Regions from separate parts of the Homo sapiens genome. Here region 2 is linked to region 1. A link is a loop called in an ENCODE intact Hi-C map of the cell type or tissue named here. Cell type or tissue: PC-9. All regions are shown on one strand. Links, peaks and the distances in the headings refer to the core of each region. The heading gives the core; the rest is flanking DNA.

Evidence for each region. Peaks named below come from ENCODE experiments on the same cell type or tissue, not always from the same donor. Only the 100,000 strongest peaks of a DNase experiment are listed, where the experiment ranks them.
Region 2: a loop joins it to region 1, with 3 times the contacts of the local background. A loop is called at or near these places in 1 of 110 quality-filtered maps.

Annotation. Positions count from the first base shown.
Region 1 is chr17:15,816,153-15,831,786 of GRCh38, forward strand. It overlaps LINC02087 (long intergenic non-protein coding RNA 2087), which reads right to left and starts at 1,590. Exons shown (of 3, transcript NR_110839.1): 1 at 1,376-1,590. LOC105371557 (a long non-coding RNA gene) reads right to left here. Exons shown (of 4, transcript XR_934263.3): 4 at 15,360-15,428. It also overlaps the pseudogene SPECC1P1. RefSeq lists an enhancer at 12,643-12,937. In PC-9, for the core only: CTCF peaks have their summits at 12,729 (motif pointing right) and 12,929; no DNase peak of the experiment used is centred there.
Region 2 is chr17:15,650,169-15,665,802 of GRCh38, forward strand. TRIM16 (tripartite motif containing 16) reads right to left here. Exons shown (of 12, transcript NM_001348119.1): 7 at 923-1,778. The coding sequence starts at 1,441. Among named protein-coding and RNA genes, the nearest start is that of TRIM16, 26 kb to the right of the region's middle. RefSeq lists enhancers at 741-1,690, 9,293-9,795. In PC-9, for the core only: no CTCF peak of the experiment used is centred there; DNase peaks (open chromatin) are centred at 7,853, 8,443 and 9,333; H3K4me3 peaks cover 1,273 bases; H3K27ac peaks cover 4,000 bases.

The DNA of each region.
Region 1 (15,634 bases), core at 10,363-14,362:
GGAAAAAAAAGCATTTGGCTAAATCCATCATATGATTAAAACCCTAACCAAACTAGAAATTGAAGAGTACTTCCACAATCTGGTCAAGTGCATCTAAGAAAACCTACGATAAACATCCTCAACTAAGTTAGTGGGTAAAGAATGTTTACTCCATAAGATTGGAAACAATACATAAATAATCACTTTGACCACTTTCATCAACATTCTACTGAAGGATTTTGCTCAAGAAATAATGCTAGGAAAAAAATCAGCCAATGGCTCTTCAAAACACTTAACGTGGAAAGGACACCCTATTCACTAAGTGGTTCTGGGAATAGTGGCTGACCATATGCTAAGAATGAAACTGGACCCCTCTCACTCACCTGTACAAAAATTAACTCAAGATGGATTAAAGGCCTAAATGTAAGACCTAAAACTATAAAGATCCTGGGAGAAAACCTGGGAAAACTCTTCCAGACATGGGAATGCTCATACATTGTTGGTGGGTATGTCAATTAGTTCAACTTCTATGGAAAAAGTAGGGAGGTATCTCAAAGAACTAAAAGTACAACTACCTTTCGACCCAGCAATCCCACTACTGGGTATCTACCCAAAGGGAAAGAAATCATTATATAAAAAGGCACTGCACTCCCATGTTTATCGCAGCATAACTTACAACAGCAAGGTCATGGAACCAAGGTAAGTATCCACCAACGGTTCATTAAATAAAGAAAATGTGGTGCATATACACCACAAAGTACTAGGCAGTCATAAAAAAGAACAAAATCATGTCCTTTGCAGCAACACAGATGCAGCTGAAGGTCATTATCCTACGTGAATGCAGAAACAGCCAAATACTGCATGTTCTCATGAAGATGGAGAGAATACACTATGGGGACTCAAAAAGTTGGGGGGAAGAGTTGAAAACGTACCTACTGGGTACAACCTCCAATATTTGGGTGATGGGTATGCTAGAAGCACACCCCCCCCCATTGTGCATGTGATATACATATAACAAACAAGCACGTGTACCTTCTGAATCTAAAATAAAATAGAAAAAGAAAAAAGCCAAAGAAAAACATCCCGGGAATCCAGGGAGCAGCGGCTACTGCCTCCACTGCTCACTGCAGCCCGCAGATTCCACGCCGGCAGCTCCTGCCTGCGGGCAGTGGAGCTGCGGAGAATGGCGGGATGGGTCTAGGTGCCAGGGCCAGAGCCCAGGAGGGGCGCTGGGTGGGCGTCTGGCCGGCTTCTGCCTTGCACCGGAGCAGGGGTGCCTGGTGAAACAGTCAACCTGATGCTCTCTGGGCCCTGCCCACGTTCCCCTTCCATCCACCCTCCTTTGCATCTTTCTGTGCCTGGGGGCCCCATAGGAAGCGGTCACATCCAGACTCACCAGGCCTGAGATGCTGGAGGATGGAGAAGCACTTGCCACCGGAAAAATCCTCCAGGAACACATGAACAAAACCTCGCCTGCACCTGGGACATCCTTCCTTACGGCTGGCCTACGAGGCAAGTGTTCTGCACACGCTCCTTGGCTAACTCCAATGCAGAGGAGCACGTGAGCCCAACCGCCATGGCAGGTGCAGATCTTTGCCTCCCTTTCACAATGACTGTATTCAAATGACATATCCTGGAAGCCTCTTTCTGATAGGATGAGAGCAGACTCTGTACTACAACACAGATTGGATAAGTCTCCAACTCCGATTAGTGAAGATTATCCAGTCAGAGATGGAGACTATTATCCAATAAGAGTTGTCAAAAAAAGTTCCTTCTCACCCAATCAGAACCAAGCTTACAAGTACAGCAGTTGCGTACAGCCACTGTAAAAGGGAGGCGAAGGCCCATTCTGCCATTTTCTTTTCGTGGAGGTTGGGCTCGCGTGCTTCTCTGCGCTGTGGTCGTCATGGACCGGAAGCGTGTGCGGCGCGCCTGCCTTGAGGCCAACATCAGGGAAGGGTGTCCCAGGTGCAGAGGAAGCGTCCTTCACGTGTTCCTGGAGGACTTTCGGCTCGCAAGCACTTCTCCATTCTCCCAATGTCTCGGGCCTGGTGAGTCTGGATGTGAGCGCATCCCACGGGGCCCAAGGCACAGAGAGAGAGAGAGGAACGGGGTGGAGGGAGGGAAGCGTGTGCAGGGGCCAGGAGCGCCAGGCTGCTCTGGCTTCCCGGCCCCCGCAGCCCGCCAGGAGCTGTGGCCCCGCTTGGGACAAGGCAGAGGCCTGCCCTCCTGCTGCTGGCGCTGTCACCTCCCTGTGGTCCTGCCTTCTGGGTCCCTGAGGGCCTTCTGTCATCTGGAACTGGAAATAAGTTAGTGAAGCGAAGTTTTGTGAATATTTATTGGCCTTTGCGTCTTTGTCTTCATTTTCAGTGCTGGCTTTTCTGTTGGGTCATTTGTGTTCTTACGTTGATTTGAAGAATTTAAAAAGGTATTCTATAAATTAATCCTTTACGGGGTCATTTCTAGTGCAGATAGTTGTTTCTTAGTCTGGTCATTGTACCTTAATTTTATTTAACATTTCTTTCTTGCTGTACAGTATATTTACATATACTGTAAATCATATGCTTTTCTATTTTTCTGCAAATAGGATATTTTACATGAGCTATTTTTGGATGTTAACCAATCCTGACTTTTTTAGTATATCCCACTTGGTATCCATGTGTTACATTTTCATATGTGGTTTAATTCATATGTTTTTTTTTTTAGAATATTTGTATTTCTGTTAATGAAAGAGAGGGCGTATAATTTTTTTTCTAATGTCCTGTTCAGATTGTGGTGCCAACGTAATGCTGGCTTCACAAAACAAACTGAAAAATATTTCCTGTATTTCTTCTCTTTAGAAGAGTCTGAGAAATTTAGGTGTTTTCTTCCTTAAATATTTGGAATATGTCTTTAGACTAGGTATGGAATTTTCCATGTGGAACAGTATTTTTGTTGGCTGGTTTGACTTCTAATAATTCAAATCCTTTGGTATATGTAGGAGTTTTCTTGTTTTATGTTATTTCTGTGCCCATTTTACTAAGTTTATTTTTATTTTTATTTTTATTTTTGGGGGGACAGAATCTCGCTCTCCCAGGCTAGAGTGCAGTGGCACGATCTCGGCTCACTGCAACTTCCGCCTCCCGGATTTCTCCAGCCTCAGCCTAATTTTTGTGTTTCTAGTACACATGGGGTTTCACTATGTTGGCCAGGCTGATCTCGAACTCCTGACCTCGTGATCCACCTGCCTCAGCCTCCCAAAGTGCTGGGATTACAGGTGTGAGCCACCGTGCCCGCCTGTATTTTTTAGTAGAGATGGGGTTTCGGCATGTTGGCCAGGCTGGTCTCAAACTCCTGGCCTCAGGTGATCCACCCACCTCACCCTCCCAAAGTGCTGGGATTACAGTCGTGAGCCACCATGTTCGGCCTAGGAAGTTTATTTTTCAATGTAATGTTATTTGAATCTCTGTTGTCAAACTTCTAGTCCTAAGTATTTCACAGAACCCTCCTAGTGTCTTAATAATACACTACTCTATAGAGCAGGCTTCTGTTTTGGTTCCTGATAGTGATCTTTTGTGTCTTTTCTCTTTGCCTTAATTAGTTTCACTAGTGGTTTATTAAGTATATTAATATTTATAAACCAACTTTTTTTTTTTTTTGGGAAGGAGTCTCACTCTTGTCACCCAGGCTGGAGTGCAATGGCTCGATCTCAGCTCACTGCAACCTCCACCTCCCAGGTTCAAGTGATTCTCCTGCCTCAGCTTCCTGAGTAACTGGGATTACAGGCACCCACCACCATGCCTGGCTAATTTTTGTATTTTTAGTAGAGACGGGGTTTCACCATGTTGGCCAGGCTGGTCTTGAATTCCTGACCTCAGGTGATCCCCCCGCCTCTGCCTCCCAAAGTGCTGGGATTACAAGTGTGAGCCACCATGCCCGGCTGGAAGTTGCCTTCTTTTTTTTATTATTTTTAATTTTTTTGAGACAGAGTTTCGCTCTTGTTATCCAGGCTGGAGTGCAATGGCACGACCTTGGCTCACCGCAACCTCCGCCTCCCGGGTTCAAGCGATTCTCCTGCCTCAGCCCCCCGAGTAGCTGGGATTACAGGCATGTGCCACCACGCTCGGCTAATTTTGTATTTTTAGTAGAGATGGGGTTTCTCCATGTTGGTCAGGCTGGTCTCGAACTCCCGACCTCAGGTGACCTGCCTTCCTCGGCCTCCCAAAGTGCTGGGATTACAGGTGTGAGCCATCGCGCCTGGCCAGTCCTCTTTTTATATTTTACTCAAGTTTTTTTTGTGTTTGCGGTTCAGTTTTAAAGTTTATTAAATGCTTTAAAAAACTTTTCAGCTAAATGATCTTACTATTTTCTCCTGTATTTTTCTGCTAATGGGATGACTTACACGATTCATTTTGAATGTTAAGGACCTTGCATTTTGGTGTATATTCCGTTTAGTATTGATCTACTGTATTTTCATAGGTGACTTCATTCATATAATATTTTGCTTAGAATATTTGTAGCTCTGTTTTATTTATTTATTTTTGAGACAGAGTCTCGCTCTGTCGCCCAGGCTGGAGTGCAGTGGTGCGATCTGGGCCCACTGCAAGCTCCACCTCCTGGGTTCACGCCATTCTCCTGCCTCAGCCTCCCAAGTAGCTGGGACTACAGGCGCCCGCCACCATGCCTGGCTAAGTTTTTTTTTTTGTATTTTTAGTAGAGACAGGTTTTCACGTGTTAACCAGGATGGTCTCGATCTCCTGACCTCGTGATCCGCCCACCTCGGCCTCCCAAAGTGCTGGAATTACAGGCATGAGCCACCACGCCCGGCCCCAGCTCTCTTTATTAAAAAGGAGATACATACTGTTTATGAAAGAGGTGACATAATTTTGTTTATTTGTGTCCCATAATGTGTCCTGGTCCAATTGTGTCCTCAATGTAATGCCAGCTACACAAAAAATTTTTTAAATATTATCTTTATTTTCATTTTAGTGTTTTTCTTTGTATGGACTATTCTATAATTATGAGCTGGGAATTTTTCATTGTTCAGTTGTTTTTCTGATTTTTGGTAGACTGGACATTTTCCTGTGTTTCCTGACCATTTGCATCTCCTCTCCTGCTCTGTGCACTATCACCCTGCTCCAGCTGCTTCCCGGAGCCTCCCTCCTTCCTCTCCACCTGCCCGCGTCCTCCTTGTCCTTCAGTTTCTTCCTAAGGGCCCATGGGCTTTCTTTGGCTTTTACGTTCCTCTCACTCCACCTTTGACAGTTGCTGGGCTTCCCATCCCCTGGGAGGTTTCAGAGGATGGGGAAGACAGAGGAGTGCAGTTGCCATGCAGTGCAATATGGGCCATAATGTTCATCCTCCACGGCCTGTATTGAGGACTTGCTGTGTGCCAAGAATCTGCTCTAAGAATGTAACTGTGCTCCCTCACTTCATGCTCATAACCACCTGTGAGATGGGCAATGTTCTCATCCACTTTTACACAGAGAACACAGAGGCACAGAGGAGTTTCATAAATTGCTACCAAGGCCTTCCGCTGGTGTGCAGCAGGGTCAAACCCAGGCTGTCTGGCCCTGGGGTTCAGCCTCTCAAGTGCTCTGCTAGATGTTGGACAGGACAAACGAGACACAGAGAATGAACACCACCTGACTTGGGCTGGGGAAGTCAGGGATGGCTTCCTGGAGGAGGTGACACCTCAGTGGAACCTTGAAGGAGGAGCAGGAGGAGCTGACCAGGCAATGAATAAGTATGTCCAGGAAAAAGGAAAGGCCTGAGTGATGCTGGGAGGCTGGAGAGCTGGCCTTGGGTGTGTGGCGGAGGGGGGGCAGGAGATCAGGACCAAGGGTTTGACCAAGGCCAGATCTTGAAGACTCGGGCCATCCCATAGTTGATACCTTATCCCAGGGCCAGGCAGGCCTTCCACTGCTCTGTGCGCACTGGTGGGCAGTGCCTCATGGGATGCTAGGAGCCTAGACCCCAGCCACCCACCTGGGCTCCTGAGACCCGAGGTGCAGGCACGGGGCTGGGAGGGGTTGCAGCTGATTTACATTCAACAGATTGAGGGGAAAACTGCAGGTGCCTCGCTGTGCAGATGGAACCCACCGCCAGATGGACCCCGGAGACAGCCTAGATTCACAGCCTTTCCCTGCTGCTCTGTCCCCACACCCCAGGCGGGGAGCAAATCTTTTCTCTGATCATCTTTTGTGCTCACCACCCATATCCCAGACATGTACCCGACCAGGGGCTCAAATACATACAGTTTCTGAGCGAGCTGGATAAGGCAGTGACCAGAGGCTGCCTCGACACAGGATGAAATTGCCCAGTGCTCTGGCACCACGAGTCAGAACCCAGCCAGAACTGTGACCTGGCAGTGGCAGAAGCTGTCTGGTGCTGCCAAATCAGCCCTGGCCAGTTGTTCATTGACCCCCTCTGGGACCTTGGCTGAGCCACTTCCCCTCAGCTGTAAAATGAAGAAGACTGTCTTTCCTATTAGATATCCCTCAAAAACACAAAAGTGCTTTGAACCTGCCAGACTCCCTCTTGAAGAGTCACAAGAAAAGGCTCTGAGAAGTCCTGCAGTTAAAAAAATTTTTTGACTTTCTTTAACCCAGCATTTTTCAAGCTAATTGACCACAGAGCTCTTTCTTGGTGCAACACCTGTTAACCGGCCAAGTGTGTGAGGAGGCACAAGTAGAGAGCTCTGAGAATCACCCTCCTTGGCTGCTCTCTGGTCTCAGGGTGCAGGAAAGAGTCTCCGTGCTACATCCCAGTCTGCGGTAGTCCAGGGTGTGAGCCCAGCCCACAGAGCTAGTGTCAGAGAGGAATTCCCTTTCTTCCCTTTCTGTTAATGGAGCTTCTCCCTCAAGCTTCTACTCCACCTGGCTGGTGTCAGTCTTAGGGTTTTCATGCTCCTCTTTGGGCTTGATGGGGGTTCTGGGATTTTATGTAGGTTGAGATAGCAGTAGAGGAGGAAGGGCATGGACAGCTTCTCTGATCAGTTGGGCATCTGCCATCAGGTCAGTCGGGCATTATCTCCCCCTCAGGTCCGGTGGCTTTGGTGGCTTCCAGGCCATGAATGGGCCCTGGAGCCTCCCCAAGGCTGCCCTTGTCACATAGGATCCACTGCCGGACTTTACTCAGCCACTGCTTCACACTATGGCAGGGTGGGTGGTAGCTCCCTCCTTCTCCACTCCCCAGCCCAAACTGGGGGAGAATTAGGAGTCTGTTTTTAATTTTGTTTGATCCTTTGATTTTAGATTTGCTTTTGAATAGATAATATAGTCAGATGATTTGAAACTCAGAATGTATTGAAAGATTATTAATAAAGTCTTTTTTCCCTCTTTGTCCACCAACTGCTCCCTTCTCGCCTCCCCTCGAGTAAGCAGTTTTCTTAAGATGTAATTTCCATGCCATAAAGTTCACCTGTGTAAAGTGTACAAGTCTGTTTTTTAGTGTATTTACACAGTTATGCAACAATCACCCTAACTAATTTTAGAACATATTTTTAGAACTAATTTAGAACTAATTTTGATCACCCCAAAAAGAAACCTTGTCAATCTTCATTCCTCCCCTACCCTAGGCTACCACTAATTTATTATCTGTCTCTATAGATTTGCCTGTTTTGGACATTTTCCATAAATGGAATCATACAATATGTGATGTATTGTGACTAGCTTCTTCCACTTGGCATAATGTTTTCAAGGGCTGTCCATGTTGTAGCAGGTATCAGTACTTGCTTCAGTTTTGTGGCTAAGTAACATTCCACTTTATGGATATGTCATATGGCTTTTCCAGTCATCGGTGGATGGACATTTGGGTTGTTTCTACTTTTTTGGTCACTGTGATTGTTAATAATGCCTCCATGAACTTTTGGGTTCAAGTTTTGGGTGAACATGTTTCATTTCTCTTGAGTAGATGGATACCTAGAAGTGGAATTACTGGGTCATATGATAATTCTACATTTAGCATTTTAAGGACCTGCCAAACTGCTTTCCAGAGCAGCTGCACTATTTTATAATTTACTTCGTGCACGAGGGTTCCGATTTCTCCACATCTTCACTGACACTTGTTATTGACCATCTTTCTCACTCTAGCCTTCCCAGGGGGTATGAGGTGGTATCTCAGTGTGGTTTGGGTTTGCATTTCCCTAGTGACAAATGATGTTGAGCATCTTTTCATGTGCTTGTTGTCCAGTCATATGTCTTTTATGGTAAAATGTCTCTTGAAATTTGTCTTTTCGTTATTCTGTTATAAGCATTCTTTATATTAATATATTCTGGATACTAATATATTCTGGATACTCTTACTTAGCAATGAAGACTGTTTGCGGTATGGGTCCAACCTGCGTTCCAGTTGGAATGTCCTAGTCACCTATGCATCCACCCAACAAATACTGCCAGAGAGCCTACCATGCGTATATATGGCAGAGTCCCTGGCCTCAGGAAGCCCACGGTCTAGTCCAGACACACAACACCACCCACGTTCTTTGAACTTCCACTTCTCTCTAGATTTCTTGAGCCAACTAACAACTCTCAAGTACTTTGCCTATTCAGTATTGTTTTTTACAGCCCTTAATTTCATTTTGCACACTACTTACTGTTGAGTTTTAATATTTGCAAATATTTGCTTCTATTCTGTGACTTGTCTTTTTACTCTCTCAGTAGTATCCTTTGGTCCTATTAAAATTAAAACAAGTTATAATTTTCATGAAGTTCAATTTATCTAATTTTTTTCTTTCATTGTCTGTGCCTTTGTTGCCATATCCAAAGTATCATTTCCAAATTCAGTTGATGGAGATTTTTCTCCTGTGTTTTCTTTTAAAACATTTATAGTTTTAGCCTGTAGCCCATTTTGAGTTAATTTTTGTATATGGTGTCAGATAAGGATTCAGCTTCATTCACGCACATGGATAGCCAGTTTTTCCAGCGTAATTTGTTGAAGAGACTGTCCTTTTCCCCATTGAGTGGAATTGTTAGTGTTTTTTACATAGAAGATTATGTTGTCTGTGAACAGAGATATTCTTATGCTCTCCTTTCCAATGTTTATATCTTTATTTCTTTTTCTTGCATAAGTGCTCTGGCTATGTTGAAGAGAAGTGACATGTGTGCATCCTGATCTTGTTCCTGATCTTAGGGGAAAGCTTTCACTCTTTCACCACTGAGAATGTTGTTAGCTGTGGGATTCTCAAATATGGCCTTTATCATGATAGGGAAGTTACTTTCTACCCTAGTTTCTTGTGTTTTTATCATGAAAAAGTATTGGATTTTTTAAATTGTTTTTTCTGCATCAACTGAGATGAACATAGTTTTTTCTGTAATTTTTTTCCTTTTTTTTTTGAGATGGAGTCTCACTCTGTCACCCAGGCTGGAGTGCAGTGGTGCAATCTCGGCTCACTGCAACCTCTGCCTCCTGGGTTTGAGCGATTCTCCTGCCTCAGCCTCCCAGGTAGCTGGGACTACAGGCACCCGCCACCACACCCGGCTAATTTTTTGTATTTTTAGTGGAGATGGGGTTTCACCATGTTAGCCAGGATGGTCTTGATCTCCTGACCTCATGATCCACCCGCCTCAGCCTCCCAAAGTGCTGGGATTACAGGCATGAGCCACCATGCCTGGCCTTTTAATTTTTTTAATGTGGTGCATTTTACTGATTGTTTTTTTTATGTTGAACCATCTTTGCACTCCAGGAATAAATTCCACTTGGTTATGGTGAATAATTTCTTTGATATGCTGTTGGGTTCACTTTGCTAATATTTTATTGAGAATTTTTGCATCTAAATACTTAAGGCATATTGGTCTGTAATTTTCTTTTTTGTGATGGCTTCATTGGGCTTTGGTATCAGTGTAATGCTGACTTTATAGAATGAGTTAGGAAGTGTTCCCTCCTCTTTGATTTTTGGGAAGAGTTTGAGAAGAATTAGAGTTGATTCTTTAAATGTTTTGGTGGGGTTCACTAGTAAAGCAATCTGGTCTTGTGCTTGTCATTGTTTTTTTTTTTTTTTTTTTTTTTGACAAAGTTTTGCTCTTGTTGCCCAGGGTGGAGTCCAATGGTACAATCTCGGCTCACTGCAACCTCTGCCTCCCGGGTTCAAGCGATTCTCATGCCTCAACCTCTTGAGTAGCTGGGATTACAGGCATGTGCCACCACACCTGGCTAATTTTTGTATTTTTAGTAGAGACAGGGTTTCTCCATGTTGGTCAGGCTGGTCTTGAACTCCCGACCTCAAGTGATCTGCCCGCCTCGGCCTCCCAAAGTGCTAGGATTAAAGGTGTGAGCCACCACACCCGGCCAGTAGGTTTCTTATTACTGATTCAGTCTCCTCACTTCCTCACCAGTTGTAGGTCTATTCAGATTTTCTGTTTCTTAATGTGTCAGTTTTGGTAGATTGTGTGTTTCTAGGAATATGCCCATTTTATCCAGGTTATAAAATTTATTGGTATACTGCTGTTCATAGTATTCTCTTATAATCTTTTTTATTTTCATAAAATAAGTAATACTGTTTCCAATTTCACTTCTGATTTTAATAATTTGAGTCTTCTCTCTTTTTCTTAGTAAATTTCCTTTCTGATTTTGATAGTTTGAGTTTTCTCTTTTTCTTAACAAATTTCATTTCTGATTTTGATAATTTGAGTCTTTTTATTAGTCTAGCTAATGTGTTGCTAATTTTGTTGATCTTTTAAAGAGCTAGCTTTTGGTTTTGTTGATTTTCTCTATTGTTTTTCCATCTGTATGTTGTTTATCTCTGCTGTAATCATTATTTCCATCTGCTAGCTTTGGGTTTGGTTTGCTCTTCCTTTTCTATTTCCTCAAGGTGTATAATTAGGTTATGATCTGGTTATGTTTCTTCTTTTTCAGTGTATGCGTTTACATAAACTTCCCTCTTCACATTGTTTTATTGTATCCCATAACTTTTGGCATGTTGCCTTTTCATTTTCCTTTGTCTCAAGATATTTTCAAATTTCCCTTGTCATTTCTTCTTTGACCAGTTGAGAAAGAGTGTGTTTAATTTCCACATGTGTGAATTTTCCAGTTCTCCTTCTGTTATTGATTTGTAGTTTTATAACATTGTGATCAGAAAAGATACTTTGAATTATTTTAAATTTTTAAGAATGTGTTAAGGTTTGTTTTGTGGCCTAACATGTGGTCTATCCTGGAGAACGTACCATGTGCACTTGAGAGGAATGTGTATTCTCCTGTTGTGGGGTGGAGTGTTGTGTATGTGTCTGTTGTGTCCAGTTGGTTTGTAGTGTTGTTCAAGTCCTGTATTTTCTTATTGATCTGTCTGGTTGTTCTATTATTGAAAGTGAAGTATTGAAATGTCCTAGTATTAGTGTAAGAGTATTTCTCCCTTTCATTCTGTCAATTTTTAAAAATATACTTTGGGATCCTGCTATTAGGTTTATATAAATTTATAATTGTTATATCTTCTTGCTGCGTTCCTTTTTATTTTTATTTATTTATTTTAGATGGAGTTTCACTCTTGTTGCCCAGGCTGGAGTGCAATGGCTCACTGCAGCCTCCACCTCCAGGGTGCAAGCGATACTCCTGCCTCAGCCTCCCAAGTAGCTGGGGTTACAGGCGCCTGGTACCACACCTGGCTAATTTTTTGTTTTTTGTTTTTTAAGACAGAGTCTCACTCTGTCACCAGGCTGGAGTACAGTGGCGCAATCTCGGCTCACTGCAACTTCTGACTCCCTGGTTCAAGTGATTCTCCTGCCTCAGCCTCCCAAGTAGCTGGGATTATAGGCACATGCCACCACGCCCAGCTAATTTTTGTATTTTTGATAGAGACAGGGTTTCACCCTGTTGGCCAGGATGGTCTCGATCTCCTGACCAAGTGATCCACCTGCCTCGGCCTCCTAAAGTGCTGGGATTACAGGCGTGAGACACCGTGCCTGGCCAATTTTTTGTATTTTTTAGTAGAGACGGAGTTTTCACCATGTTGACCAGGCTGGTGTCGAACTCCTGACCTCAGGTGATCCACTCACCTCGGCCTCCCAAAGGGCTGGGTTTACAGTCCTGAGCCACCTGCCTGGCTTCCCTTTGTTAATATATACCTTAACAATGTATATTTTCTCCCATTCTATAGGTTGTCTGTTTACTCTGTTGATAGTTTCTTCTGAAGACAGTGGAATACTATGCAGCAACTAAAGTAGCCACCTAGCAGGATGTGTACCAGTATGGATACATTTTGAAAACACAGCTAAAAGCAAGGTGCAAGGGCATAATAAGCATAGATGGTGAGGGATAGAGCATATTACCATGTTACAAACCCGACACTCTAAAAGCACAATATAGTATATATAACATTGTGTAAAACACTCAAAACACCCAGAACAATACTAGGCATTATCATGGATACATACATATATAGTAAAAGTGAAAAACCATTCAAGGGATGACCACATAGCAATTTTAGGATAATGCTTATTACTCTCTGAGGTGGGAGGGTACATTGAAGCTTTAAAAAATTCTTCCTAGAATAAAAAGATTTTGCAAATGTGGCAAAATTTAACTATTGTTAAGTCTGAGTACCTGTTTATCATTATTCTTGGTAGTTTCCTGTATATTTAGAATATTAACAATCAAAAATTGAACAGGTGGAAGGACTGTACTGTGCCACTTTTCTGCTTCTGGTATGTGTATGTTTCAGTGCTCTGTGCCTTCCACTGTGGTTCTCTATCAGGTTCATAGTGTATTTCTCTAAAGAAACATTGTAACTTACTGCTAAGTATCTTATGGCTAAGGAGATTGAAGATCAGCCTTGCTTCAGGGGCGTTGTTCACAGCTCAGCAGCAGAGGGCGCCACCCCATAGCTGATGTGCGGTGGGGCGGCCACACCAGGCAGCCCTCTTGGTACAGGGCCAGTGCCTCCCAGGGAAGCACTGCTCCCCCAGCTGCAGGAAAGAGGAATATTTAAATGCGTGCAGATTTCCCTTTCGCTTGTAGGAAGGGGTACAGAATCCAGCCATTTGGAAGCATACATCATGTTTCTCTGACTGTTCGTGGCCTCGGCTGTTTCTGAGGCTAATAATGCAAGAAACAGCACATGCCAAAGGCGTCTTTGCCACTGTGTCCATGAGCCTGCTGCTGACTTGCCAGGGGTTTTTTGTGATGTATTATTTTAGATTGAGGGGGTTCGTGTACAGGTTTGTTACATGGGTATATTGTGTCATGATGGGGCTTTGGCTTGTAGTGGACTGATCGCTGCGGGAACTTTGTTGTTAAACTGACCAGGGAACTTTCCTTTTATTTTAAGTGGAAAAAGATTATTCATACCTGAAGGAGATGTGTAATCACCAAGCAGAACAGCTAAACAGAACCAGCCTAAAGCTGCAAGAAGCATCATCAGAGAGTGATGCAGAGATCAAAGACATGAAAGAAACCATGTTTGCACTGGAAGATCAGGTGGAACAGCACTGGGTTATCAAGTTACACAGTACTCAACTTATCAGTGAGCTAAAAAATAAGTGGGGTCAAGCCCAGGTGAAATGTGGATTGGAAGTGAGTAGGACACTAAAGAACCCAGCAGCAGTGGGTGACTGTGGGAAGGTTTTTGACCGTGTGTTGGCTGGGGTTTATGAAGAGTCTTTCATTTGAGTGTGCTATAATCTCCCGGGAAGAATGTCACCTAAGAAACAATCATTAATCTCTTAAACTAAGTTGAAAACTGGATAACAGAAGAAAAGAGTAAGTAACATAAGTGACTGTGAAAAATAGCAAATGCTTTGTTGTTTGTTGTTGTTTTAGAGAGAGGGTCTCAGTCTGTTTCCCAGACTGGAGTGCAGTGGTATGACCATACTCACCACAGCCTCAAACTTGTGGGCTCAAGCGATTGTCCCAAATCAGTCTCCCAGAGCACTGGGATTACAGATGTGAATCACTGTACCCAGCCACAAATGTTTCTTGTCTGTGCTAGATGTGCTGTGTGTGAGCCATGCTGCTGCCACTGTCTCTGAGCAGCCTGATCGGCTTGGAGGCCACAAGTTGGGACACTTCAGCTGTGACTGTGTGAGAGTTCACAGGGACTTTTCCTAAGGACATTCTGTGGGGTAGGAATGGGTTATTCAGAAGAAATACCTTGCCAAGCATTGACACTGTGTTGTCACCAAGCATTGACAATGTGTTGTCTCTTGGAGCTGATAGAGTTGGATGATAGGTGTCAGAGTGGATGAAAAATGTGTGCTCTTGGTCTAAGGAAGAAAACAATTCCTGCATGTGTGCCATTGATGGTAGGATATCAAGTAACTTACAGATGTTGGCCACTTAGTTGCTGAAGAGGCATCATTATGTGGCTTATGAGCTCATTGTTTACTTTGACTTGGGAAAAGAAATTTTTAAAAGGGATTAAACGTTGCCTGCTTTGTCCAAATGAGCCTTATCAAATTATCACATCTAATGTGCTTCGCTTTTGTGACAAAAGACTTAATGGACATGGCCAGGTGTGGTGGCTCACGCCTGTAATCTTAGCACTTTGGGAGGTCGAGGTGGGTGGATCACCTGAGGTCAAGAGTTTGAGACCAACTTGGCCAACATGATGAAACCTTGTCTCTATTAAAAATACAAAAATTAGCCAGGTGAGGTGGCGGGTGCCTGTAATCCCAGCTACTTAGGAGGCTGAGGCAGGAGAATCACATGAACCCAGGAGGTGAAGGTTGCAGTGAGCTGAGATCACACCATTGCGCTCTAGCCTGGGCAACAGAGTGAAACTCTGCCTCAAAAAAAAAAAAAAAAAAAGGTTTAATGGGCAAAGCATTTAGGTCACACCAATCATTACTAAGAATAGCCTGGTCAGTTGCCTGAGAAGTTCCCCACACCGTGCAGTTGATCCTCCTTATTCACAGATTCACAGATTGCACATTTGTGAATTCACCTGCTTGCTAAAAATTTCTTTTTTTTTTAGATGGAGTTTTGCTCTTGTTGCCCAGGCTGGAGTGCAATGGTGCAATCTTGGCTCACCGGAGGTTATCCTGCCTCAGCCTCCCGAGTAGCTGGGATTACAGGCATGCGCCACCATGCCCGGCTAATTTTGTATTTTTTTAGTAGAGACGGAGTTTCTCCATGTTGGTCAGGCTGGTCTTGAACTCCCAACCTCAGGTGATCCACCCGCCTTGGCCTCCCAAAGTGCTGAGATTACAGGCATGAGCCACTGCGCCCAGCTGCTCAAATGTATTTTAACCCCCAAATCAACAGGCAGAGTACTTCCACTGAGTCATTTTTGTCATTTTTGGACATGCACAGAGAAGTGAAAACGTTGAGTCATCCAGTGCTTATGCTCCCCACTGAGGTCAGACAGACACTTTACCTTCTCATACTGTACATATGTCTTTTCCATGGTCTGTTTAGTACTGTGCTTTTAGCATTTTTTTGCGTGGTTTTGGTGACTTCGCTGTTTAAAATGGCCCCAAGTGCAGTGCTGCAGTGCTGCAGTGCTGTCCACTGTCCCTAAGCGCAGGGAGGCTGAGAGAGACCTGCAGAGAAGACACGTATGTTACGGAAGTTTCTTGAAGGCATGAGCTCCTGTGCTGTTAAGCCTGAGTTACTGAATCGACAACACAGTACATCAGAGAAAGGGAGAGGAAGTTCAACAATATGTATGTAAAGCTGCCCTGACATGCTAAAGGGACATCTGTAGAGTGTGATGCAGCTGTGGAAAAGATGGAAAAGCAGCCAAATT
Region 2 (15,634 bases), core at 5,612-9,611, 170 kb before region 1:
GAACATTTGCCAAGAAATGGCCATAGGTCTGCCACCTGCACTCAGTGTCAACAGGGAACTTCCTTGATGATTAATGTAGGAAATGTGGGGCAAACGTCAACTACACTTCCCGACTGAAAACTAAAAGTGTTCGCTGAAAGTCAAAGTAGAAGGAAAAAAGCATATGAGGTGCCAAACCAATTTCCAGGAACTTCTCCAGGATCTAGCTTTAGGCAAAGAAAAACGACTTGTTCTAGAAACAGTTTCCTTATCCGATGGAAATAAAATGACAGGCTATGAGCATGATGTTTCTTAGTCTCTCCTGATACCTCCATCTGGTGAGGAACTTTTATTATCCCTAAGCCACCTGTGACATTATACCTGGACCTAAGTTTCAAATTCTCTGCTATCTTAGCACTTTTCAAGCTCTTAGATTTCCTGTTATCTCCAGAGGGGCCCATTCTACTGGTCTCTTGTTTGAGAAAAAGAGAAACTGGGAGAAAGAGTTGTTCTTTTCTCTTGAATTTCTGCCAAGGTTTTATTTCATTAATTGACAATGGATGTGCCATGCAGATCCAGCCACAGGGACATATCACCGCCCTAAGCCCCCACAACTTCTGCACCCTCCACCCAAACACACATCACCAAAAGCTGTATAAGGCACAGCAGGAAACTAGCAAGAAGGAGGAGAGACAGACACAGACAGAGATCGCACAGAGACAGTGGGACAGAGATGGGGACGGAGCAACCTACTCCACACAGTTTCCAAAACCAAGTGCAATGTATATTTACACTGACCCAGCAGGCAGACGCTGAAGCTAGTCTTTTTCAGGTATGCTCAGAGCATAGTAGTGGCGTCAGTGGACCTAGCAGCTGCAGCCAGCTGGGCACACCATCCCCCACCGCCCTCTCCCAAATGGATGAATGGTCCCCAAGCACTCACCTCCTTGTCCCTGCGGGCTGCATCCAGGGAGACTATGGTGTGGCCACTGTGCTCCTGGCAACAGTCCTGGCAGATGCACTGCTGATCAGGGCAGCAGAAGGCAGACAGTGGGCTGTGGTGGGCAGGGCAGTATCGCCAGTTGTGGTCCTTCACTGGCTCGGTCAGCAGGTGGCTTTGCAGTTTGATGTTCACCTGATGCGGCTGCAAGTGCTCTTCACAGTAATTCACCATGCAGGTTAGACAGGACTTCACTGCCTTCACTCTTCTGGTGTCATCAAGGCAGAAGTCACACAGGACCTCTTTCCCCTCACCAGCAGGATCCCCCTGCTCTGCAGAGTCGCTGTCCTGTTCCTCCGTCTCCCTGCCAAGCTTCTCCGAGGAGCCCACGTCCTCTTCTTCCACTGGGCTGGCTGACCCAGAATCTGGGCTGGGTGACCCAGAGTCTGGGCTGAGAGGGGCTGGGGGCTGAGCAGTGGCCCTGGGCAGTGGCCCTGGAGCCATTAGATCCAACTCAGCCATCTGGGAGGCTCTGCTCCTAGGCTGTCTTTCTTCTGTCCCTTGGCCCAGGATCTGTGCAGCCCAAGTCAGACAAGAGAACCACGCCTAGATGATTGCAGCTGCTGCAAGATTTTAACTGTTTCCTCCCTCCCAGAGGAAGCTCGGCCACTCATTACTGTGTGCTGGCGCTGGATGGCAGCCAGATGCGATGACGACAAGGCAGCTAGAGTACTCAGGCTCAGGACAGCCGGCTCAGGCTCAGGCTGCCTCCCCAGGTCCAGCCCTGAAACTTCTATTCTTATGTGAATCATCTGAACCCCATAGGCTCTGCTGAAGACCACGTGTCTCTGTGCCTGCTCTGGAAAGGACAGAAGATTCCTGAGCTCTGTTATAAGCCTGTGTGGCTTTGTGTGGTCTGACAAGCGACATTTTTTTTTGTTTTCATTTTTAAAGAGAAGTAAAATGTAAGGACTTCAACACCAGGACAGCCATTCATCTACTCCCATCTCATAGAACTGGACATGAGGCAGCTAGGAATAGGATGCATGTTTCTTTTCTTTTCTTTTTTTTTTTTTTTGAGACAGAGTCTCACTCTGTCACCCAGGCTGGAGTGCAGTGGTGTGATCTCGGCTCACTGCAACCTCCGCCCTCCGAGTTCAAGTGATTCTCCTGCCTCAGCCTCCCGAGTAGCTGGGATTACAGGCACCTGCCACCGTGCCCGGCTAATTTCTTTTTTTTTTTTTTGTATTTTTAGTAGAGACGGGGTTTCACCATCTTGGCCAGGCTGGTCTTGAACCCCTGATCTCGTGATCCACCCGCCTCGGCCTCCCAAAGTGCTAGGATTACAGGTGAGCCACGGTGCCCACCTTTTTTTTTTTTTTTTTTTTTTTTTTGAGACACAGTCTCACTCTGTCGCCCAGGCTGGAGTGCAGTGTGGGATCTTGGCTCACTGCAACCTCCGCCTCCTGGGTTTGTGATTCTTCTGCCTCAGCCTCCTGAGTAGCTGGGATTACAGGCACCCACCACCACGCCTGGCTCATTTTTGTATTATTAGTAGAGACAGTGTTTCACCATGTTGGCCAGGCTGGTCTCGAACCCTTGACCTCAGGTGATCTGCCTGCCTGGGCTTCCCAATGTGCTGGGATTACAGGCATGAGCCACTGTGCCCAGCCAGGATGCATACTTCTGATGCTGACTTTTCCATATCATCTTCCTGAACATTCCAGTAATGTCCGTCACACTCGTGGAGATGAACATCACGTGGGTACTCAGTGGAGATCAGGAGGGTCAGGGAAGACTTGTCTCCTTCCACAGAATGCTCCCTTCAGGTTAACAGCCCTTTTGCCCACTTAACGAAACATTCCTAGACATGGTGTTATAGTTGAGACACTTGTTCCCACAAACCTCATGCTGAGATTTGATCCCCAATACTGGAGGTGGGGCCTGGTGGGAGGTGTTTGGGTCATAGGGGTGGATCCCTCATGAACGGCTCGGTGCCATCCCCACAGTGATGAGTGAGTTCTCGTTCTATCAATATTAGCTGCCACAAGATCTGATTGTTAAAAAAGAGCCTGGCACCACCCCCTCTCTTAATTCCTCTCTCTCCATGTGACCTGCCCACTCCAGCTCCCCTACCCCTTCCACTGTGGATGGAAGCGGCCTGAGGCCCTCACCAGAAGCAGATGCCAGCACCATGCTTCTTGTACAGCCTGCAAAACCGTGAGCCAAAAGATCTGTTTTCTTTATACGTTACCCCCACCCCCTCAGGTATTCCTTTACAGCAACACAAACACAGTAAGACGCATGGTGTGTGAGCTTGCCAGGGCTGCCATAGCAAAGAACCATACACTGGTTGGCTTCAACAACAGAAACTCATTTCCTCACAGTTCTAGAAGCTGGATCAAGTCACTGGCAGGGATGCTTTCTTCTGAGGCCTCTCTCCTTGGCTTGCAGATGGCTTCTCCTATGTCTTCACATGGTCTTCCCTTTGTACGTATCTGTGTCCTAATCTCCTCTTCTTATAAGAACACCAGTAAGACTAGATTAGGGCCCACCCTCAATTACCTGTTTAAAGACTTTCTCCCCAAATACAGTCACATCTGAGGTATTAAGGGCAAAGATTTCAACATACACATTTGTAGGGGAAGGAGACACAATTCAGCCCGTAACACACGGTCAGGGCATGAGCTTGGAAGCCTCTAGCTCCTTAGAAGAAAGAGGCTGCGAGGCATGACCCCTGGACGGGGGTACACAGTGTACCCAGCGTTTGCAGATGGATACAAAGGAATCCAGGATTATTCCAGGGTACCTGAACCCCAAATTCTAGAGCTTTCTACAGTTTTCCCTGGGATTATTTAATCAGATACATTTGAACTCAAATGAATTTGGAAGGCGAATGGAAGAGAGAGAGATTGGGTGGAGGGGGAGGGGTCAGATCCACCTAGCCCCAGGGATCAGGCATTAGGATGGTTCCAAGATATTACACTCCCTATGGCTCTGCATCCCTGCGGTGAGTTCTATAGGATTTGGATTAAACTAAATAAACACAGGGATGTTTCTTGTCACTGACTAGTACTTTTCAGAAATCCGAGAGACCTAGTGACTACTCAGAGTTAGAAGGCACCGAAGACTTTACAAATTCATTCCAGACACAGTGCTGTTTATTTTCAACCACGCATAGAATACGCATAAGTAGCCCTTTTTAGCGATGTAACGTTTCCTCACTGTCCCTGTCCTGACTGCCCTCTTCCACTGCTGAAGACCCTCAGGAGAGGTTTCCTTCTTTCTGATCCTGGCCAGGGTCAGAAACATGCATCCTATTCCTAGCTGCCTCAGGTCCAGTTCTACTGGAAAAGGAATTAAAAGAAATTAAAGAACGTGTAAGCAAAAATTCATTGTATGTAAGAAAACCCAATTCCCCCTGAGGAAGAGAAAGAGCTGAAGTCCTTTAAAAATTAACTGCTTGTTTTTCTGTGGCCAGTGAGCCTTTTCTCTCCCTTTCCCAGGCATTGTGAAGACGCTGTTTCTCTAGCTCTGCAGCTGCAAGGTCACTAGGCAGATAAACTCAAGTTGTAAAACATGTTTTTTCCTTGAAAAGTAAGAAATGATGTAATGCATGTCTTAATTGAATAACTGTCTTTGTTTCTCGCTTCTGTAATATGCTTCCCCCTGCACAGATCTCCCCCTGCCCCATAAAATGCTTAAAAGGTAACCAGACTATTTGTTCGGGCTCAGTCTTTTTGGATGTTAATCTGACTGGGCCAGTGCACCTAAATAATAAATAATAAGTATCCTCCTCAATCCCTTGGTCTCTTTGATTCCTTAATTATCCCACAGCACTATGAGATGGGGAAAGATGAATAGCTGTCCCGTCATTGAAGTCCTTATATTTTGAGTCCTTTTTAAAAATTGAAAAAAAAAAATGTAGCTTGTCAGAGACCACACAAAGCCATACAGGCTTCTGTCAGAGCTCTGGAATTTAATTTCATGGTTTTCATGTCTCCAGCCAGGAGGACTGGCTTCTCCCAGTCCAGACCATTGTCAGTGTTTTCTCCAGTATTAATGGACAGGTGGCTTTCCTTTTAATCCCTTTTTCAGAGTGACCTGGTACTGGAGGCTGAACTGGTCCACCCGCATACCATAGGGCCTCTGATCTCTCTGAGAATGGGGAAGAAAAGGTAGTTGCCCTGCCTGGCCCTTTCTACAGCTTCAGTAGAAATCAGAAGGCATACATCCTGCTTGGGTTTCCACGTGGCTCACTTCTTCCTCATTCCTTCCCTCCCTATCTCATTCCCACCCTTTCTTCTCTCATGAATTGTTTCATACCTGCTTCTCTATGGCTAACCCTTTTAGAGCAGTTCATGGGAGTGCTCAGCCCTTCATCAATGCCCCACTGAAGTCCTGAGCTAGCAGACATTCCACAGTGGTGTGGAAAACAGGAAATGGGAATGTGGGCCCTAGCCTGGCCTGTGCCAATCATTTGATCTCTCTCTTTTTTTTTTTTTGAGACGGAGTATCGCTCTGTCGCCCAGGCTGGAGTTCAGTGGCATGATCTCGGCTCACTGCAAGCTCTGCCTCCCGGGTTCATGCCATTCTCCTGCCTCAGCCTCCCGAGTAGCTGGGACTACACGCACCCACCACCATGCCTGGTTAATTTTTTGTATTTTTAGTAGAGACGGGGTTTCACCGTGTTAGCCAGGATGGTCTCAATCTCCTGACCTCGTGATCTGCCCGCCTCGGCCTCCCAAAGTGCTGGGAGTACAGGTGTGAGCCACCGCGCCCAACGCGTGTCCCCACTTAACCTTAGTTTCCTTGTCCATGAAATGAGTATGTTGTCCTAAGTCAGGGCCGGTAAATCAATTTCTAGTTTGGCCCTCTGAGGAATTATGTTGCGGTGGGGTCTAAGTGCATGTCCGAGCTCAATGGGAGACGGCATCATGCTCAGGTTGGGATATTTGGCAGGGGCATGGGATTAGGAGTGGTGGCCCCTCTGGAGGCTCATCTTCAGCCCTCTGGGACCACAAAATTCACCACAACTTCTAAGTCCCCTCTAATGCCAACCCTCAAAGCAGAACACCACTAGGCCCAAGCTCTGATCCTGCTTCCAGGGACAGTGACACATCCCATCAAGTCTCAAATGCCCATGCTCAAACCCCCAGCACCCAAATATTGAGGCTAGAAAGTCACATGATTCTTTTGAACTCAAATTCCCTATTGCTTCAAAGGCTCTACAGTCACCACCCCACTTTGCTCCCACTGAGCCCTGGGGCATCTTGATACTCTGTCTCTCCTCGGATTCTGCTTTGCTCCTTGTCTTAACCAAAACTTGAATGTCCCCCAAAGACAATTTCTCCTGCCACCTCTCAACCCGTGTAGCTCCTTCTCTCATTTCCTATGCCTAGGTGGATGGGAGTCCTCCTCAGCCCCCATCACAACATCTAGACCATCGCCCCTCCCCAGCCCCTTTGCAAACCCTGCTCCCCTTATGTGCCCCAAAATACCACGCCTCCTCTCCTCCTGGCTGTCTTCTACAGCCTCCCAGTCATTCCCCTTAGTGACAGAAGATTTAACGCTTCTGGCTCCCAGCCTCCCCCTCTACCCCAGCTCTGTTATTCTCAGAACGTTCTACCTCTGAATGCCTTCTTTGTTTTTTATTTGGTTGGTTTGGTTTTTGTTTTTTGAAACAGGGTCTCAAAACTTTGTCGCCCAGGCTGTAACGTAGTGGTGCAATCACAGCTCACTGCAGCCTCAACCTCCCAGGCTCAAGTGATCCTCCCACCTCAGCCCTCAGCCTCCCAAGTAGCTGGGACTACAAGTGCTCCACCACACTTGGCTAATTTGTAAGTTTTTAAATTTTTTGTAGAGATGGGGTCTCACTATGTTGCCCAGGTGAGTTTCAAACTCCTGGGCTCATGCAATCCTCCCTTCACAACCTCCCAAACTGCTGGGATTACAAGTGTGAGCCACTGCATCCAGCCTCTGAATGCTTGCCACCTACCCTATGGTCACCACCCACATCTGGATTTATTTTTATTTTTAATTGTGATAAAATACAGATAAATACACATAAAATACAAATAACATAAAATTTACCATCTTAACTGCTTTTATTAAAAGACAGGATCTTGTTATGTTGCCCAGGCTGGGTTGTTTGTTTGTTTGTCTTTGAGACAGGGTCTCCCTCTGTTGCCCAGGCTAGATTGTAGTGGTGTGATCACAGCTCACGGCAGCCTTGAACTCCTGGGCTCAAGTGATCCTCCCATCTCCACCTCCCAAGTAGCTGGGATTACAGGTGCACACTACTGTGCCTGGCTCATTATAACCATTGGTAAGTGTACAGTTCAGTGGCTTTAAGTACATTCACACTGTTGTGCAGTTGTCACCACCATCTATCTCCACAACTCTTTTCATCTTGCAAAACTGAAACTGTAGCCATTAACCAATAACTCCTCATTCCCTCTCCCCCTCCAGCCTTTGGAAGCTACCGTTCTACTTTCTGTCTATAATTGTGACTACTCTAGGCACTTCATAGGAGTGAAATCATACAGTGTTTGTCTTTTTGTGACTGGCTTATTTCACTTGGCATAATGTCTTCAAGGTTCATTCATATCGTAGCATGCATCTGAATTTCCTTCCTCACACCTGGAGTCTGCATTCAACAGAAATCCCAACCTCCAAACTTAAGAATTGAGAATCCTACTGACTATGCCTACAGCTTGCTTAAATGCCCCGTGGAAAAAATGCCTCAGGTTCATCAGGTGTTGATTGGACATCATTGGCTTCCTCTTAACCCCAAGCATTCAGGGGCTAAAATGAAGTATCTCTTGCATAAAATGAAGTGTCTCTCTTGCCTTCACAAAACAAATGTAACTTCACCTAGATATTCTTTTTTCCTAAACCAAACCTACCACCAGGAATGTGAGGTCAAGGTGTGGTTCAGGATTCCTTTCCAGAATTGAGGGAGGAATCCCCACCCAGAATTCTGATGACTCAAATGCTACCAAGATATGTGGTAGGCAATTGGCAGTAGGTAGGTAAGTATTCATCTTTCATCCTGTTGAGTCTTGACAAATAATCCCACCAATGGACAAACTCTGAAAGTTATGTCCTCTGAAAGGATATAAGCAATGCCTGCCAACAGGTTCCCTCCTGGTTTAGGGGTTTAAGGCCATCATTCTCAGGACTCTAGGTTAACTCAAGTAAGAAGAGCTTTCTTAACCCAAAGACTCTCTCTAGCAGTTTCTGGCTAAAGAAGCTATCCAAGCGTTTTTGCTAAGCCAAAACAGCCTTTCATTTGTCTCTTCAAAAATCTCACTGGATTTTTTTCCTCATTTGTGTCTCTGCTGAGTCACACAGAGCTATGATTCACAAACACAGGTAATATTTGTCCACCAGACTTCAAGACAAATCAGCCCATCAGACTGAGAAAAATAAAAATAATATCATAAACTGATCGTAACCCTGAATTTGATTGATTTATGGGACTGTACTTTATTGAGATTGTGTCCTTCCTCCTTTTCTGGAATTAAAGGTCTTATCTTTTCTGAAATAATAGTAATGAGTGTAGGATTGGGAATGTCCGGAAGAGTGACATCTAAGTCAGTCCTCCAAATTCACTTTGCAATTTTTCTCGTAAAATCTCAAAGTCTGAGAACCACTGAGCTGGAAGTCGCATCACTCCTCTAGAAACCAGCCCAGAATTTTACTGGCTTACCTGGAGGTGCAGGCCCAATGAACTTTCTGGTTTGGGGTCACTATCAGCAAACTGGTCTCCAGCCCTGTCTTTCTCCTAAAAGAAGAAGATGGCCTCTTGGATCACTTTGGTAATTAATTACCACTAACAAAGGAACGAAATAAAGGTGAGACAAACAGCAGATTACAGACACTAAGGGCCGTTGCTCCTAGTCTCAGAACACGATTGTTGTAATGACGGCTCCTCCGCAAGAAGGAGGGGCTGTCCCAGGGCACTGCGTGTACCTTCCCTTCACAAAGACAGGAGGACACACCAGTTGGTACAGAGACGAGATTGCCAGCTCAGTACCTGGCACACAGCCTGAAGGACCCCACTACTGGATGAAGAAAACACCGAAGTCAGCTTCAACTATGCCCTTAGCGACGGACATCTGCCAGCTAAGGAGGTGCACCACGGTCATTTCTTCCCTAAGTCTCCGAAGGTCTAGTCCTGGGCTGTTCTAGGGTTCTCTTTTGTCTTCCAGTGAGGTGTGGCTGTGGTGCACGGGCACCGCTTTGATCACTTCTCAGACCACCCAAGCTTACGGGGCCAGAATTAGCAGCTAGACCACCTAGAAACCTACTTGGGGGAGTCTGCAATGCCCTGGAAATGGAGAGCTCAAGAATTTGACCACATCTCAAATGACTCTCAGTAAATTCCAGACACAAGGGCGTGACATTTTATGCGGCACATAGCACATTTGAACTATGCTTTGTTGAATCTCCATATCAACCTCTGTAATAACTCTAACATTGGTATGAAACCCAAATAATCACACAAATCTAACTCTAGTTACCTTTATGGCTTATGCCTAAAAATGTCAAAACAACCTACACATAATAAATGAAGTAAATCTTTAAAAAATCTGTAACAAATGTTCTCTTGCCCTGGGACAGGAGATGGTTTCCCAGGCCGGCTCCCCTGAGGCCCTGAGCCAATTGTTGTTTCAGCACTGCTGGTTTTCTAGAACTTGGGCAGCTGTCCAGCTCCCAGTCAAAATGGGCACCTCTAATCTTGCTATTTGCTGGGATACCACACATTCCAGGGAGCCGCACTCACCTTCAAAAAGGGCAGACTTATCTCAGGCCAGGTGTGAATGCCTCCAGGGCACTGAGAAGCAGCTCAGCAAGGCCAATGGCCAGGGCAGGGCAGGCCGGGCTTGCTGGGCAGGAGCACACAGGTAGGTAAGCGAACAGACACCTTCAGGTAGCAACAAGTTACAGGGTGAGGGTGAGGGTCCTCTTGTTTTTACTAGTGAGATATAGCCCTTCAGTGTTGGAAAGAATCTCAGAAAACCATCCCCTCCACCCTTCACCTTCCCAATATTTACTCAGAGGTTTGTTTTTTCTTTTTTTAAACAATAAGTAAGGACCACAGACCTAGACCCCTCAACAAAGGAAGGAAAAAGCATTGTTCATTCAAGGGCCAAAAAATGTGCCCCTCCCTCGATTGCTGTGGCCAGGGCCAGAGGACAATGAGCCGGTTCCTCTATAAACAACATAGTCTGCCTCAGCCAAGTCCGCTAGGGATGGCTTATGTCTCAGCAGCCACTGAAGCTCAATTCTTCATTCCACTTCCCCTAGGACACTCATTTGCTCAAATGGTTTTGATTTCCACCTCACTGCTGAAAACCAGATGGTTAAACACTCCATATTTCTATACCCCTGATTGTCTGCATGGAGGAAGCCTAACATCTGTACGTGGGTTTCCTGGGATGAGAGGCAGCCCTCCTCCAATCATGGTGCATAGACTCAGGAAGCAAACAAAGCAACAAGAATGCTCGAAAGAATACAGAGGGGCCGGGCGCGGTGGCTCACACCTGTAATCCCAGCACTTTGGGAGGCCGAGGTGGGTGGATCACGAGGTCAGGAGATTGAGAACAACCTGGCTAACACGGTGAAACCCCATCTCTACTAAAAATACAAAAAATTAGCCGGGCGTGGTGGCAGGCGCCTGTAGTCCCAGCTACTTGGGAGGCTGAGGCAGGAGAATGGTGTGAACCTGGGAGGCAGAGCTTGCAGTGAGCCAAGATCGTGCCACTGCACTCCAGCCTGGGCGACAGAGCGAGACTCCATCTCAAAAAAAAAAAAAAAAAAAAAAAAAGAACACAGAGGGGGCTATTGCCTCCGTGAGAGCAAAATAACCACTGCCTTGTCAAGAGTATTTTAGTAGGAAGGAAACAGGCATATTAATCAGAAGACCTGGTAAATGGTAGATGTTATGGAGGGCTCCCAATATGGTCAGAAAGAAAATCTGGAGTTAGAAGTGTCAAGTGGTCAGAGTCCTGATCCCAGCACCTTTTAGCTGTGTGACCTTTGTAAGTAGCTTACCTCTCTGAATCTGTTTCCTCCTCTAAAATGGGGATGTAGTATCTGCTCCAATAAACTTACAACAACCTTACAAAAACCTTACAGTTTGTGAGAAAATGAAAGTGAACACATCATGCAAATGCAAAGGAACTTGTATGCTAATCTTATGGGTACAAACACAGCAGGATTTGAGGAGGTGAAGGCTCCTTCCAGCGAGTTCTCTTAAGCTGTGAGACAAGGAGCTGGCCAAGGATCACCCTCCTCTCTCTAAAATGTAAGAAACCCCAACTTCCCCAGAAGCCTGTCACATTTATAGGCAACATTCATATTTCGCAGCTCCTTTCCCTGTGTACTAAGCAAGGGTCTCGGATCTGCCCAACCCCTCCTCTCAGTGTTTCTTGGAGTCCCTGGGGCACTGTCTTCCACTGGGCACCTTCTTTTCCTATCATTGCTGCCTCTGATGCCCTGCAGTCCAAATGGTGCCCAGGTTGCCTGGTAATGAAGTATAATATATTGTTTGTTAGATGAAGCCCAGAGCAAGGATGCTTAGTACAATGTGTCCCTCTAATGTTACTGAAACTGCTCATTCTCTTTACTCAGAGCGCCTTTTCTCCCTTAAGCTCCATGACGCCATGGAAGCTGGCTTGAGAGCAGCTCCTAGTGACAGATTCTGGCCTATTTAGACCCACTTTCCCACTCTGACCCTGAAATTCTGAGGTGTAGCTAAGCTTATAATTAACTCCTTCTCTCAGGATGCATTTTCCATTAGGAGGCCCCTGCTGGGGTGCCCCACAAGTGAACTACACAGGCCCAGGCATCTGAATCCCAAACTCAAGCTCCGTTCTAAATACCTCCTGGAAGAACATAGCTTTTTGTTTTTTCTTCCACAGTTTGGAAAACATGACCCTCCGACATCCATGCACTCCAGCTCCCAGGATGGGCTCTGTTTATCTGCACCAGACTTGGTTACTGCAGCCTGTCGGCCAGTGGTGACTGCTTCAGGGATAAAGAAGTCTTTGCAAATTTAAGTTGATGATATATGGAAAGAACACTGATGGCGTTTCCTTGGCTCTTAAAAGAGATATTTGTAAAACCGGCCTCTTTCCCCATGAGGAGTCAGAAATGGGGACTCCCAATGATGGAGTCAGAATTTAAATGCACACTTGTGACTCCAAAGCTTAAAAAGCTACTGTGGGGGACCTTCTTGTGGATCCTGGGATAGGAAGTGGCTGCTCCTGAGTCCCTCCAGTTTTCTTGAGTCCCAGATTCCTTAACACAACTTCACTGGGCTTTCTTTAAACTTCTTAGTTGATACTCACCCATTTCTTCTACTATTTACACACAATGCACACATTCTATTTTGAATCTCCTGGTTTTCCATTCTTAAATTTCATCTTTCCTGTAGTTGGACCCGCAGAACATGCCAGCCTCAACTCCCAAAGAGCATTTCTAGCACAAAGCTATTATTTTCATTCATGTGTTGTCTCGAGCTTGAGAGCAGATCAGCCTTTGAAAGCTGCCACTGCTGCTGCCACCACCAGCACCATCATAGCTGACTACACATTCTGTGCAGGGACTGTGCTAAGCAGGGAATACATTATCTACATGAGATACAGGGTTTTACAGATAAGAAAACAGTAACTTAATGAGATTGGGTAACTGACCCAAACCCATACATCTGATATATAGTGGAGTCAGAATTCAAATGCACACTGGTGATTACAGGGCCAGAAGCGGTCTTGGTAGGCTACATGAGGACGTTCTGGCTAATTCCAGGATAGGGCAGGGCTACTACTAGGTATCTTACAGTTGCTCAGAGGAGAGGGAGGTGGTGACTCACTAGCAGATTTGTGAGTTTCTTTAGACTTGGGCTGGTGGTGAAGAAGCTGGGCTGTGAACCCTCAGTTCCTAATTGACTGTCAGCTCTGTCTTCTCGGGAGCCTTCTCCTCCCCAAGAGAGGAGGACAAGGGCACAATACCCCCTCAGGAACTGGCATTTCTTCTTTCTCCTGAAACATCTTTCCTCATTTTAACTCTTTCCCAACCACCCAAGTGCCCTCTGGATACGTCCATTTGTCCCAGTCTGGCCTGGCCTGGCAGGTAACTTGGAAAATATTTGCACGTGCCACTCTCCTCTCCACTCAGGATCGCTTCATTCATTCATTATTTATTCTGCAGCCATTAGATGCTGAACACTAGATACTTATTTGTGGAGGTCACAAAATAAGTACAGAATATGACACACGCCCTGCCCATGAAGAGCACAGCTGCCAGTTCTATATTTACAATATCTCTGGAATTCCACCTTCCCTTCTAATTTGACTGATATTTCTGCTTCTCAGGCAGCAGCAGCCTTCTGGCAACCATGAGAACCAACGTGAGGACTAGGTCAGTAAGCCGAGGATAAAGAAACAGAAAAATGGAAAGAGCCCCAGTGACACTGTTGAGCTGTTAAACTATCTAAACTGCTTGTTTTCAGGCTTTAAATCATGTAAGATAACGTGTCCTTATTGCTGCAGCCGGAAGCATCCTAAATGGTACACTCTCTCCAGGTGCCAGGAAAGATGCCAAATAGCAGGCCCAAACTGTCTCCTTACAGCTTGGGGTCCAAAACTGGAAAGGACCTTGTCCCTACCAGTCTCCATACAATGAATGCCATGAGAGAACTCTGGCTGATCCTGTTCACTCCGCTTGCCCACCCCGGGTCAATCCCATGTCTGGTCAGATGCAGTGCTGTCATCAGCCCAGGATGCAGTATTGGGTTATGGGTCTCCCATGTGGCCACAATGGAGGGCACTGTGTTTGACTAAAACCACACGTGGTGTGTACAGGCCCCATGGTGAATACAGACAGACCACAGCAAACCATCTGCTAAAATGGGGTTTAAAAATGAAGTTAACACTTGGTTCCGAGATCCATCTATGAAAGCAAAACAGGTTCTAGGAGCCAGATGTGGCAGCGGTTGTATGGCAGAAAGGGTGGTACAGGTGGATTTCATACATTGATACTTAAAAAGGGAGAAAAGGGCAAGAAATCCATTTTAAGGTTGAAGAAGCAGCACAGATGATCCCATCTTCTCTTCTAGGGCAGAGAAGCAGGCACAGGTGAAACTCAAAACAGAGCACGTAGCAGGACTGGACGTAGCCTTAGGGAACCTAGGCTTGGGTTAAGCTGAAAAAGTATGAATCTATTCAGCACCAGGTTTGGCCACAACTGGTTAGAGAATTTGTAAAGCACAGAAGACGGGGACAGTAAATATGAGAGCTGGAGGAGAGTGAAAGTAATGAAAGCCAGTGGGCATGGTGGCTCACACCTGTAATCCCAGCATTCTAGGAGGCCGAGGTGGGCGGATCACTTGAGGTCAGGAGTTTGAGTGACAACAAAGGTGGGCAAAACACTGATGTGATCCAGACAGAGACGACCTGTGGCCACAAGCGCCCTGTTCTGTTTAGATCTGCGCTCTCTTCCCAGCAGGATCCATCAACTCTAGCGTCTCAGAGCTAGACAGACTACGTCCTAGGAAAATGCGCCTCGGGGAGGCTTCCTGAGTGAAGTGGCTCCTGTCACAGTATCAACGTCATGATGTGTCTTATATCTGCTGCCCCGACCAAGAACCAGGAAACAGGCCGGGCGCGGTGGCTCACTCCTGTCATCCCAGCGCTCTGGAAGGCCAAGGTGGGTGGATCACTTGAGATCAGTTCGAGATCAGCCTGGCCAACATGGTGAAACCCCGACTCTACTAAAAATACAAAAATTAGCCAGGTGTGGTGGCATGTGCCTATAATCCCAGCTACTTGGGAGGGTGAGGTGGGAGGATTGCTTGAACCCGGGAGGTGGAGGTTGCAGTGAGCAGAGATGGCACCATTGCACTCCAGCCTGGGCAACAGAGTGAGACTCCGTCTCAAAAAAAAAAAAAAAAAAAAAAGGCATAGGCAGTTGGGTGGTACTGTAAACCACCTGCTCAACAGGGTGTGTTTGCTTCTGGAAAGTTTTATTATTTGCTTTTTTAAGCTGCTGCTATACAACTCACTGAAAACCAACTTTTCATTATTTAATGGCATGAGAAAAGGATCACATTAAGTAGTTTTAAAGAGGCTGTAGAGGCCGGGCGCAGTGGCTCATGCCTGTAATCCCAGCACTTTGGGAGGCTGCGGCGGGCAGATCACGAGGTCAGATCGAGACCATCCTGGCTAACCCAGTGAAACCCCATCTCTACTAAAAACACAAAAAATTAGCCGGGCATGGTGGTGGGTGCCTGTAGTCCCAGCTACTCAGGAGGCTGAGGCAGGAGAATGGCGTGAACCCGGAAGGCAGAGCTTGCCATGAGCCGAAATGGTGCCACTGCACTCCAGCCTAGGCGAGAGTGCAAGACTCTATCTAAAAAATAAAAAGAATAAAAAAAATAAAGAAAGAAAACAACATAATGTATCGGGAAACCAGATAATGAATGGGTAACATTCAAGTGATAACACATTCTCCTGGCTGCCCACATCTCAGTGGCCATTACTTTTCAGTCCAATTTTCTTATTCCTCTTCCTCTGCCTGAAAAGGTGAGAGGCTCTTTGAAGCTCAACTCAAGATCACTTCTTCCCAACTTAGTCTCTCTTCCTAGATGAGCTCATCCATTCCTACGCCTTCAGTTACCACCTGTTTATGGCTCACAAACTGATGTCT